Linked DNA regions of Homo sapiens: region 2 is linked to region 1. A link is an interaction called in ENCODE POLR2A ChIA-PET data of the cell type or tissue named here. Cell type or tissue: Caco-2. All regions are shown on one strand. Region 1 has its middle 40 kb from the start of KCNK12. Region 2 has its middle 84 kb from the start of MSH6.

Region 1 (5,000 bases):
CAGTCCTTCTCCTTAGGGCTGCCCAGACATGTGTGTTGAGGTTGTACAATGGCTTTCTCTTATGGTTTGGGACCATTCATTATTTTTCCAAGGAGACAGAGGCCAGGAATTACATGAGCAATTTTCTCAAAGAAGGTACTTTGTATATTACATTATCTCCATTAAAGATTCTGAGATGGACCAGGAGAAGAAAGCCTTGATCTAGAAGAGAAATAGGCAGCATCTAGCCATGGAGGTCACAGCCACAGACCTGGGCGCTTAAAGAGGCTGGAGCCTGACCACCTCTAGAAATGCCCACTGGATATTTCTGTCAGATCATGTGAGCGCCATGGCCTGTCCAGTCCTCCTGGCAAGGGCTGGGAGGTGTGGTTCGCAAATTAAACAGCCAAGCACAAGTGATCCTTGAGTGTTCCTTCCCCACTAAGTGTCTCTTCAGACCAGTCACGTCACCATTGCATTGAGGAAACTGAGGCAGCTTGGCAGGCTCATCTCCCTGTGATGTCAGAACTGGAGGTGGCAGACTCCTTAGGAGACCACTTTTTAGAATAAAGGATGTCTTCTGTGTCTAGAAATGGCTCCCACTCCTTCCCTGCCCTCTGTGAGGCCTCACTTCCTTCCTCAAAGCCACACTGTGATGGTGGAGGGGTCTATCCTCACCTTACTGTGAGGTTTTGGCAGTAGGAGAAAAACTTCTAGGTTTGGTATAGAGTGAAAAATTTTATAGTGGAAAATTCTATTCCATGGCACCGTCTTACCTAATACATTAAACACCCTGGCTTTAACAGCTGGGGCATGTGCTCTTTAGCTACTTCATGCCCACCTTCCGTCCTTCCACCCACTCACCCTTAGAAAAAAGATCTTGCCTATTGTTTTCTCAGAGAAGCTAGTTCACCATACCCAAAATGCTACAGTCTTAGTATCCCAATAAAGATCTTTAAATGTATTTTGGTAGCTGTTATTTAAACAATATGTTCAGTGGATAAAGACTTCCTTATTTTGCGTGCATATGGGACCATGTGTAAAAACAAAATGATTGATTTACACTCTATGTTGGATCAAAACAAGTTATGACAAAATGATGGCATGATTTAGTGGAGAGCCACTGGTCCATCCCTTCAGTGGGAAGAGACCAGAAAGATTTGAGAGATGGACACACGGGGTCAGGCCAGCTCTCAGTTATAGCAGGGCACCAAGCCGATCTCAGGTTCACATTTTCTGTCACTTAATGTTTCCTGAAAGACTGAGATGTCGGGTTCCCTCTTCTCTGCCTTCTGTGATCACATGAGGGAATATAATTCACCCTGACTTTTTTTTTTTTTTTTTTTTTTGTAGAATCAAGCTCTCACTCTGTCATCCAGGCTAGAGTACAATGGTATGATCATAGCTCTCTGCAGCCTCAGACTCCTGAGATCAAGCAATTCTCTCATCTTAGCCTTCAGGCGCATACCACCTGGCTAATTTTTAAAACTTTTTCATAGAGACTGGGTCTTGCTATGTTGCGCATAGCAAGGTCTTGAACTCCTGGCCTCAAGTGATCTCTTGCCTCTGCCTCCCAAAGAGCTGGAATTACAGATGCGAACCACTACAGCTGGGCCTGACTTCTGAACCAACAGTATTTTTTTTTTTTTTTTTTTGAGATGGAGTCTCACTCTCTTCCAGGCTGGAGTGCAGTGGCGCGATCTCAGCTCACTGCAACCTCCACCTTCTGGGTTCAAGCTATTCTCCTGCCTCAGCCCCCTGAGTAGCTGGGACTACAGGTGCCCACCACCATGCCTGGCTAATTTTTGTAATTTTAGTAGAGACGGGGTTCTGCCATGTTGGCCAGGCTGGTCTGGAACTCCTGACCTCAAGTGATCTGCCTTCCTCGGCCTCCCAAAGTGCTGGGATTACAAGCATGAGCCACCATGCTGGGCCTAGTATTTTGTTTTACTATCCTGTAGCAGACACTGGTGATGCTTCCCATAAGCCCTAAACCTACCCTTGAGTATTTCTGAGCATCTCTTCCTCAACTTCTATATGCCTTTATTATGAACACCCCATACCAGTGACTATCTTAAGAAGATAACCTTTCAGTTACTGCAGATCCTTTTCTCAGCCGAAAGCACCTGGGTGTTTGTATTCACCCCCCACCACCCTCCACCCCAGGGTAGGTCACAGCCGATGACAGACCTGTACAAAATTGTGACAGATTACAATTTCTCAAAATGGCCACATCTTGGTCCCACGTGTTCTTCTAGAACACTGCTGCTTCCCAACCAAAAGGCAGAGTCTGTTTTCCCTCCTTTTGAAATTGGCTGGGCCTTCGTGACTACTTCTGTGCAGAATGTGCTGGAAGCAATGCTGTGTAGTTCATGACTCTAGGCCATAACAGGATATATTGCTTATACCTGCCTCTCTCAGGACGCATGCCCTTGGAACCCAGCCACCATGGTGTGAGGAAGCCCAGGCCACATGGGGAAGGTAGGTATAGATTTGCTGGCTAAGGCCCCAGCTAAGGCTCCAGTCCACAGCCAGGACCAGCTGCCAGATCGGTGAGTGATTGCGCCTCCAGAGGACCCAGGCCCCTGCCTTCAAGCTGCTCCAGTTAGTATGGTGTGGGGCAGAGATAAGCTATCCCCACCAAGTCTCCCCCAAATTGAAGACCCATGAGAAAAATTAGTTGTTTTGAGCTACTATGTTTGGGGATGGTTTATTGCTCAGCAATTAATACTTGACATAGACTTAGATACCTGGAAGTGGGATACTACCATAATGAAACCCAAAGAATGCAACTTGGGACTAGGTGGCAATGGAGGCTGGAAGCATCTTGATGAAGGGGTTAATGAAAACCTAAAGGGACTCAAGGGGAATGTCAGGGGAAGCCGATGGCCCTGGAGGACCACTACAATATTGCCTGCCCCCTAAGAAGAAGTGGGGCTTTATTTCTCTTCCCCTTGAAATTGGGCAGGCCTCAATTTTGCTACGTAAAGAGAGCAAAATTAATGCTGTTATTGTTTTAAGCACTGTAGGGGAGGGGTAGGAAAAGACCATCTCATGAGGCTAACTTATTAATTACTCTTAACAAGCACTTTAAGAACACCAAATATACATGGATTATTCCTAAACTTAATTTTTAAAAAACTAGTAATATTATTATTTTTATTTGCATTTTTATATCCATAATTAATTTTGTTTTGTTTTGTTTTGAGATGGAGTCTTGCTCTGTCACCCAGGCTGGAGTGCAGTGGCTCAATCTCAGCCCACTGCAACCTCTACCTCCTGGGTTCAGGCAATTCTCCTGCCTCAGCCTCCTGAGTAGCTGGGATTACAGGAACATGCCGCCATGCCCGGCTAATTTTTGTATTTTTAGTTGAGACAGGGGTTTCACCATGTTGGCCAGGCTAGTCTTGAACTCCTGGCCTCAAGTGATCCACCTGTCTTGGCCTTCCAAAGGGCTGGGATTACAGGCGTGAGCCACCAAGCCTGGCCTATATCCACAATTAAGTGTAAACTTCCTCTGGGTTAAAGACTCTAATTCACTAAGAAAAAAAAATATTTTTACCATTGCAAGAAATTGGGATTAACATTCCAAGCAAATTGGATGACCCTCTTGTTAGGCTGGGTTGCTCATAGACCATATTTTTGGCTGGGTCATGAGATCTGGAGCTATAGACACCCAGGAAAATTTTTCTCATGACAACAACAAATAACTTGAGCCCGATTATGTAGAAGTTGTGCCTAAACTTTGTGATTCCCAGTTCAAACCCTCCAAATGGGGTGGTCTCACAGCCTGTGCTCTGGGTTATATCTTCCTTACCTTTTATATCTTCCCCAATTATCAAGCCTGATTTGAGTTTACAAAACCAGCCCCTCACCAGCAACCCAGATCCTTCCCCTCTGCATTAAAAGTCCTCTATTGACTGCTTAATACTATTCTGAATTCTTTTTATGCTCTTCCAATCTGTCGGGGCCACACCTCTTGAATATATTTAAATCCAACTGGATTCTGAACATCCTTCCCTGTCTGCATGGCTCCCATTGAGGTTACTTCAATGACAGATGGAAGGCACAAAGATGATCATTGTAGCATCTTTTGTAACAGCCTAACAATTTGAACAAATAAAATGGCCAGGAAAGAAACTGTTGGATCTCAGATCACATTCAGGGTAAGGTGGCAAGAGGGGAAATACAAGGTGGCCTTGGTGCCAGGCACCTGTAGTCCCAACTACTCAGGAAGCTGAGGCAGGAGGAGCTTGAGCCCAGGAATTCAAGGCTGGAGTGAGCTATAATGGTGCCAGTGCACTCCAGCCTGGATAATAGAGCAAGACCCCGAAAAAAAAAAAGAGAGGAAATACATCAGTCACTTATGTAGGCCTATGAAAGCCTAAGGAACAAGCCAGAGGGCATGAGACCCCAAGCCAATGCTGTACTTGGGATCTGTACATGCACACCATCCCTTATACCCACTGCTGATCACAGTGAAGCAAAGTCTGAAAGCTGCCTGGAAGGGGTGAACAGTCTGCACGTTGCATGTGCACAGAGGCATGTAGGACACAGATGAAAAATTTACCCATATTCATGCCCAGAATTTGAGATGCAGAGACCCAGCAACTAAAATGGGCCTGCAAGCTGTGCCTCCCGCAAAGGGAAAGGCCTGATCAACTCATTCATACGAGGGGTGGTGTGACTACGGAATGTCTATCTAGAAAGGATTTAGGGAGGGCAATTGGTTGGAAGAAGGACGATGGCAGATTTGGGTGGAAACAGTGCTAGCATTATAAAGTGCAGTGTTTTTATTCTCAAATGGCGGCCGGGCGCTGTGGCTCATGCCTGTAATCCCAGCACTTTGGGAGGCTGAGGCAGGTGGATCACGAGGTCAGGAGTTCAAGACCAGCTTGGCCAAGATGGTGAAACCCCATCTCTACTAAAAACTACAAAAATTAGCCAGGCACGGTGGCAGGTGCCTGTGATCCCAGCTACCTGGGAGGCTGAGGCAGGAGAATCGCTTGAACACGGGCAGC
Region 2 (5,000 bases), 88 kb before region 1:
CAAGCTCTGCCTCCTGGGTTAATGCCATTCTCCTGCCTCAGCCTCCAGAATAGCTGGGCCTATAGACGCCCACCACCACGCCCGGCTAATTTTTTGTATTTTTAGTAGAGACGGGGTTTCACCATGTTAGCCAGGACGGTCTCGATCTCCTGACCTCATGATCCGCCTGCCTCGGCCTCCCAAAGTGCTGGGATTACAGGCGTGAGCCACCGCACCCGGCCTAGAAAGTCCTTCTTAAATAGGTTCAGCGATTAAAAAGAGAGTCAATTTTGCCATTAATATTTCTCTACTCTACAAGGGAGGTTATAAAAGTTGTGAGAACATATACTGTTTCCAAGAGATACAATAAAGCTATTTTTCATATTGAATGAGTAGAAAATGCCTCTTGAAGGCCAGGCATGGTGGCTCACGCCTGTAATTCCAGCAATTTGGGAGGCTGAGGTGGGTGGATCACTTGAGGCCAGGAGTTCAAGACTGGCCTGGCCAACCTGGTGAAACCCTATCTCTACTAAAAAAAAAAAAATACAAAAAAATTAGCCGGGCATGGAACCCAGAAAGCGGAGGTTGCAGTGAGCTGGCGTCACGCCACTGCACTCCAGCCTGGGTGACAGAGCGAGACCTTGTCTCAAAAAAAGGAAAAAAAAGAAAATGCCTCTTGTAAACATTTTTATTTGATGTTTCTTCCCTCTCCCTTTTTTTTTTTTTTTTTTTTAGGCATGGTCCCTCTATTGTTCAGTCTGGTCTCAAACTCCTGGGCTCAAGTTATCCTCCTGCCTCAGCTTCCCAAATAACTAGGATTACAGGTATGTACCACCATGCCCAGCTACTTTTATTTTTCTTCAATAAAATCTTATGTAAAACATTTCCTAGAGTGAATAGTTCTAAAGTTTTGGGGTGGATCAGTAAAATTTAAAAATAAAACAAACAAAGAAAGATACAAAGAAAACTCAATACCATTAGGTGACCAAAAGCACATTAAGGAAAGATTTCCAAAACTTGGAAATAGGGAAAAGGGATTACTACCTTTCTTCTCAGGGTGCTACTGGGCTTTGTCTAGTAAACATACCCAAGGATTATCTGATCGGCTAGGGGTATGTGCCTTCGTTTGAATTGCTAATCTATTGAGTACAGTATTTAACTAGAAGACTAGCTGGTAGAAAACGAGTAGGAATTTAAATTAATTTTGTCCTATACAGATGCTGATTATTTCTGTCCTTTAGAGAAGACAATCCCAAAGGTGACAGTTAATGTAGACTATAAGCCAGTTTTCACTGGCACAGTGTCTCATGCCTATAATCCCAGCACTTTGGGAGGCAGAGGGGGCGGTGGATCACCTGAGATTGGTAGTTTGAGACCAGCCTAGCAAAGATGGTGAAAACCCATCTCTACTAAAAATACAAAAATCAGCTGGGCATGGTAGTGGGTGCCTGTAATCTCAGCTACTTGGGAGGTTGATGCAGGAGAATCGCTTGAACCCAGGAGGCAGAGTTTGCAGTGAGCCGAGATTGCACCACTGCACTTCAGCCTGGGTGACATAGTGAGACTCAGTTTCAAAAAGAAAAAAAATTATCCAGTTTTGTATCTAAATTGGCAAACTTTTGCAAACATTCTTTCCTTTAGCCGCTATAAAGGCTTCACTCTCTTTAATTCTCTTTGAACTAGCCTTACCATTTTGCTGGTTCCTTCATTAATGAGTTAACTAAACATGTGACATGTGCTCATTTTTTTATTTGCATGAGATTCATGTTTTTTTAACTTTTTGAGAAGTATACTTTCTCAGTAAGGTTGGCAAGGTTTACTCTGTCAAGTAAAAACAGAAAATTTATACCATCTACTATCTCCATAAAAGTAAATATATTTAATACAAAAAATGAAGGCTATAATGGGAGGTAAAGGACAATATTTAAATGGGTAGTGTAGGAGACCAGAATGTGCCACCCCAAAATATGCCTCTTTGGCATAAAGGCTATTTTGAGCTGATTATTTTGAGAAACAGCAGACACAGGAGAAGCTCTAAAAACAGAGTAGAAGTTACCCTTTTGTAAGGGAAATTTACATCTATAAAGAAAATCTCCATTTGTAAGGGTGTCTCCCTCTCTGCACCAGGAAGAGAAGGGTAACTAAATCATAGGAAACTCTTTTCAATGGAGAAGGCACCAAATTAAATCTGCATGATAAACTTTAATTTTGTTTACCATGCTTTTCCTGGTCATATCCTTATAACCAGCATCCCCCATACTTTTTTCCTTTGATTTTTAGCTGAAGATGCAATATAAGCCTGAATTCTAAGCTACCTCTTGGAGAGTTACACATTTTCTCTGGGCTATTTCCCATGTATAGGAAGGAAATTAAAATATCTCACCCCAAGATATACTTCTTTGACATGTTTTGAGATGGCTGTTCAGAGGGCCTGCAAACAGAAGCAGCCCTGCAAAGCTGTCTTTTGTGCGGAAGATTTGCATCTGTAGAGAAAATCTGCGTTAATGCAGCCATTTTTCTCTGCATTTTCTCTTTCCTCTAAAGCCTTCCCTTCTCTGAATCTAGGAAAGATTAACTGAGAGTCTTGTAACCACCCAGTGGGTTCACCTTGTTCACTGCCTAGACAGAGCGAATTTATCAAGACAGCGGAATTGCAATGGTGAAAGAGTAATTCATGCACAGCCGTCTGTGTGGAAGACTGGAGTTTTATTATTACTCAAATCAGTCTCCCTGAGCATTCAGGGATCAGCGTTTTTAAGGATTATTTGGCAGGTATGGGCTCAGGAAGTAGGGAGTGTTGATTGGTCGGATTGAAGATAAAATTACAGGGGGTTGAAGTGAGTTCTTGCTGACTTCTGTTCCTGGATGGGATCACAGGACTGGTTGAGCCAGATTAGCAGTCTGAGTGGTGTCATCTGCTGCATTGGAATGCAGGGTCTGCAAAATATCTCAAACACTGATCTTAGGTTTTGCAACAGTGATCTTATTCCCAGAAGCAATTTGGGGAGGTTGAGACTCTTCCAGCCAGAGACTGCATGGCTCCTAAATCATAATTTCTAATCTTGTGGCTAATTATGTCAGGCCTCTGAGCCCAAGCCAAGCCATCATATCCCCTGAGACCTGCACGTACACATCCAGATGGCCGGTTCCTGCCTTAACTGATGACATTCCACCACAAAAGAAGTGAAAATGGCCTGCTCCTGCCTTAACTGATGACATTGTCTTGTGAAATTCCTTCTCCTGGCTCATCCTGGCTCAAAAGCCCCCCCACTGAGTACCTTGTGACCCCCACTCCAGCCCGCCAGAGAACAACCCCCCTTTTTCCTTTACCTACCCAAATCCTATAAAACGGCCCCACCCCATCTCCCTTCGCTGACTGTCTTTTCGGACTCAGCCCGCCTGCACCCAGGTAATTAAAAGCATTATTGCTCACACAAAGCCTGTTTAGTGGTCTCTTCACACGGACGTGCATGAAAGTTAGTCCTACAAAGACAGACTGGTCTCCACGCAAGCAAGGGTTTTTTTCCAGAAAGTGCTATTGTCAATTTTGTTGGTTCAGAGTTTAAACTATAAACTAAATTCCTTCCCAAGACTAGCTCAGCCTACACCCAGGAATGAACAGACAGCTTAGAGGCTAGAAGCAATGTGGAATCAGTGAGGTCTGACCTTTTTCACTGTCATAATTTCCTCAGTTATGATTTTTGCAAAGGCAGTTTTGTAATGCCTAACCTTGTTTTTACTAACCCTGTTTTTAGACTCTCCCTTTCCTTTAATCACCTAGCCTTGTTTCCACCTGAATTGACTCTCCCTTAGCTAAGAGAGCCAGGCAGACTCCATCTTGGCTCTTTCACTGGCAGCCCCTTCCTCAAGGACTTAACCTGTGCAAGCTGACTCCCAGCACATCCAAGAATGCAATGAACTGATAAGATGCTGTGGTGAGCTATATCCGCAGTTCCCAGGAATTCGTCCCATTAATAACGCCCGATTAATAACGCCCAAAGCCCCGCGTCTATCACCTTGTAATAGTCTTAAAGCCCCTGCACCTGGAACTGTTTACTTTCCTGTAACCATTTATCCTTTTAACTTTTTTGCCTACTTTACTTCTGTAAAATTGTTTTAACTAGACCCCCCCCTCCCCTTCTAAACCAAAGTATAAAAGAAAATTTAGCTCCTTCTTTGGGGTCTAAAGAACTTTGAGCGTTAGCCGTCTCTTGGCCGCTGGCTAAATAAACAGACTCTTAATTCGTCTACAAGTGTGGCGTTTTCTCTAACTCGCTCAAGTACAACAGTTTCAGTCTGACACCTTTAAAAGTCTGAAAGTGTAACCACCTGATGGGTTCGTCCTGCCCACTGCACAGGCAAAACCAATTCACTGAGACCACAGCATTGCAATAAAGAAAGAGTTTAATAGATACAAGGCTGGCCACGCCACGTGGAAGACTGAATTATTACTCAAATCAATCTCCCTGAAAAATTCAGAGGTTAGGGTTTTTAAGGATAGTTTGGCAGGCCAGGGAGCCTATTTCTGGGTGGGGCCACATGACCAGGTGGCAGAGATCAGCAGGTCTCAGTGGAGCCATTGGTTCATCGTTAGTCAGAAATGCAAAAACCTGAAAAGATATCTCAAAAGACCAATCTTGGCTGTGCGCAGTGGCCCATACCTGTAATCCCAGCACTTTGGGAGGCCAAGGTGGGAGGATCACCTGAGGTCAGGAATTCGAGACCAGCCTGACCAAAATACTAAAATTAGTATTAGCCTACTAAAAATACAAAATTAGCCGGGCATGGTGGCACATGCCTGTAATCCCAGCTACTTGGGAGGCTGAGGCAGGAAAATGACTTGAACCTGGAAGGCGGAGGTTGTGGTGAGCCGAGATCGCACCATTGCACTCCAGCCTGGGCAACATGAGCGAAACTCTGTCTCAAAAACAAAAACAAAACAACAACAAAAGACCAATCTTAGGTTCTATTAGGTTGGTGCAAAATAATTGCAGTTTTTGCGATTAAAAGTAATAGTGATG

Evidence for each region. ChIA-PET counts read pairs that join two places held together with the same protein. Peaks named below come from ENCODE experiments on the same cell type or tissue, not always from the same donor. Only the 100,000 strongest peaks of a DNase experiment are listed, where the experiment ranks them.
Region 2: POLR2A ChIA-PET joins it to region 1 with 5 read pairs; 2 of 35 experiments call an interaction of 5 or more read pairs at or near these places.

What each region holds. Positions count from the first base shown.
Region 1 is chr2:47,608,311-47,613,310 of GRCh38, reverse strand. It overlaps a transcript of MSH2 not described here. Among named protein-coding and RNA genes, the nearest start is that of KCNK12, 40 kb to the right of the region's middle. In Caco-2, no CTCF peak of the experiment used is centred here; no DNase peak of the experiment used is centred here.
Region 2 is chr2:47,696,734-47,701,733 of GRCh38, reverse strand. It overlaps a transcript of MSH2 not described here. Among named protein-coding and RNA genes, the nearest start is that of MSH6, 84 kb to the left of the region's middle. RefSeq lists enhancers at 124-667, 2,847-3,391, 4,481-5,000. In Caco-2, no CTCF peak of the experiment used is centred here; a DNase peak (open chromatin) is centred at 2,883.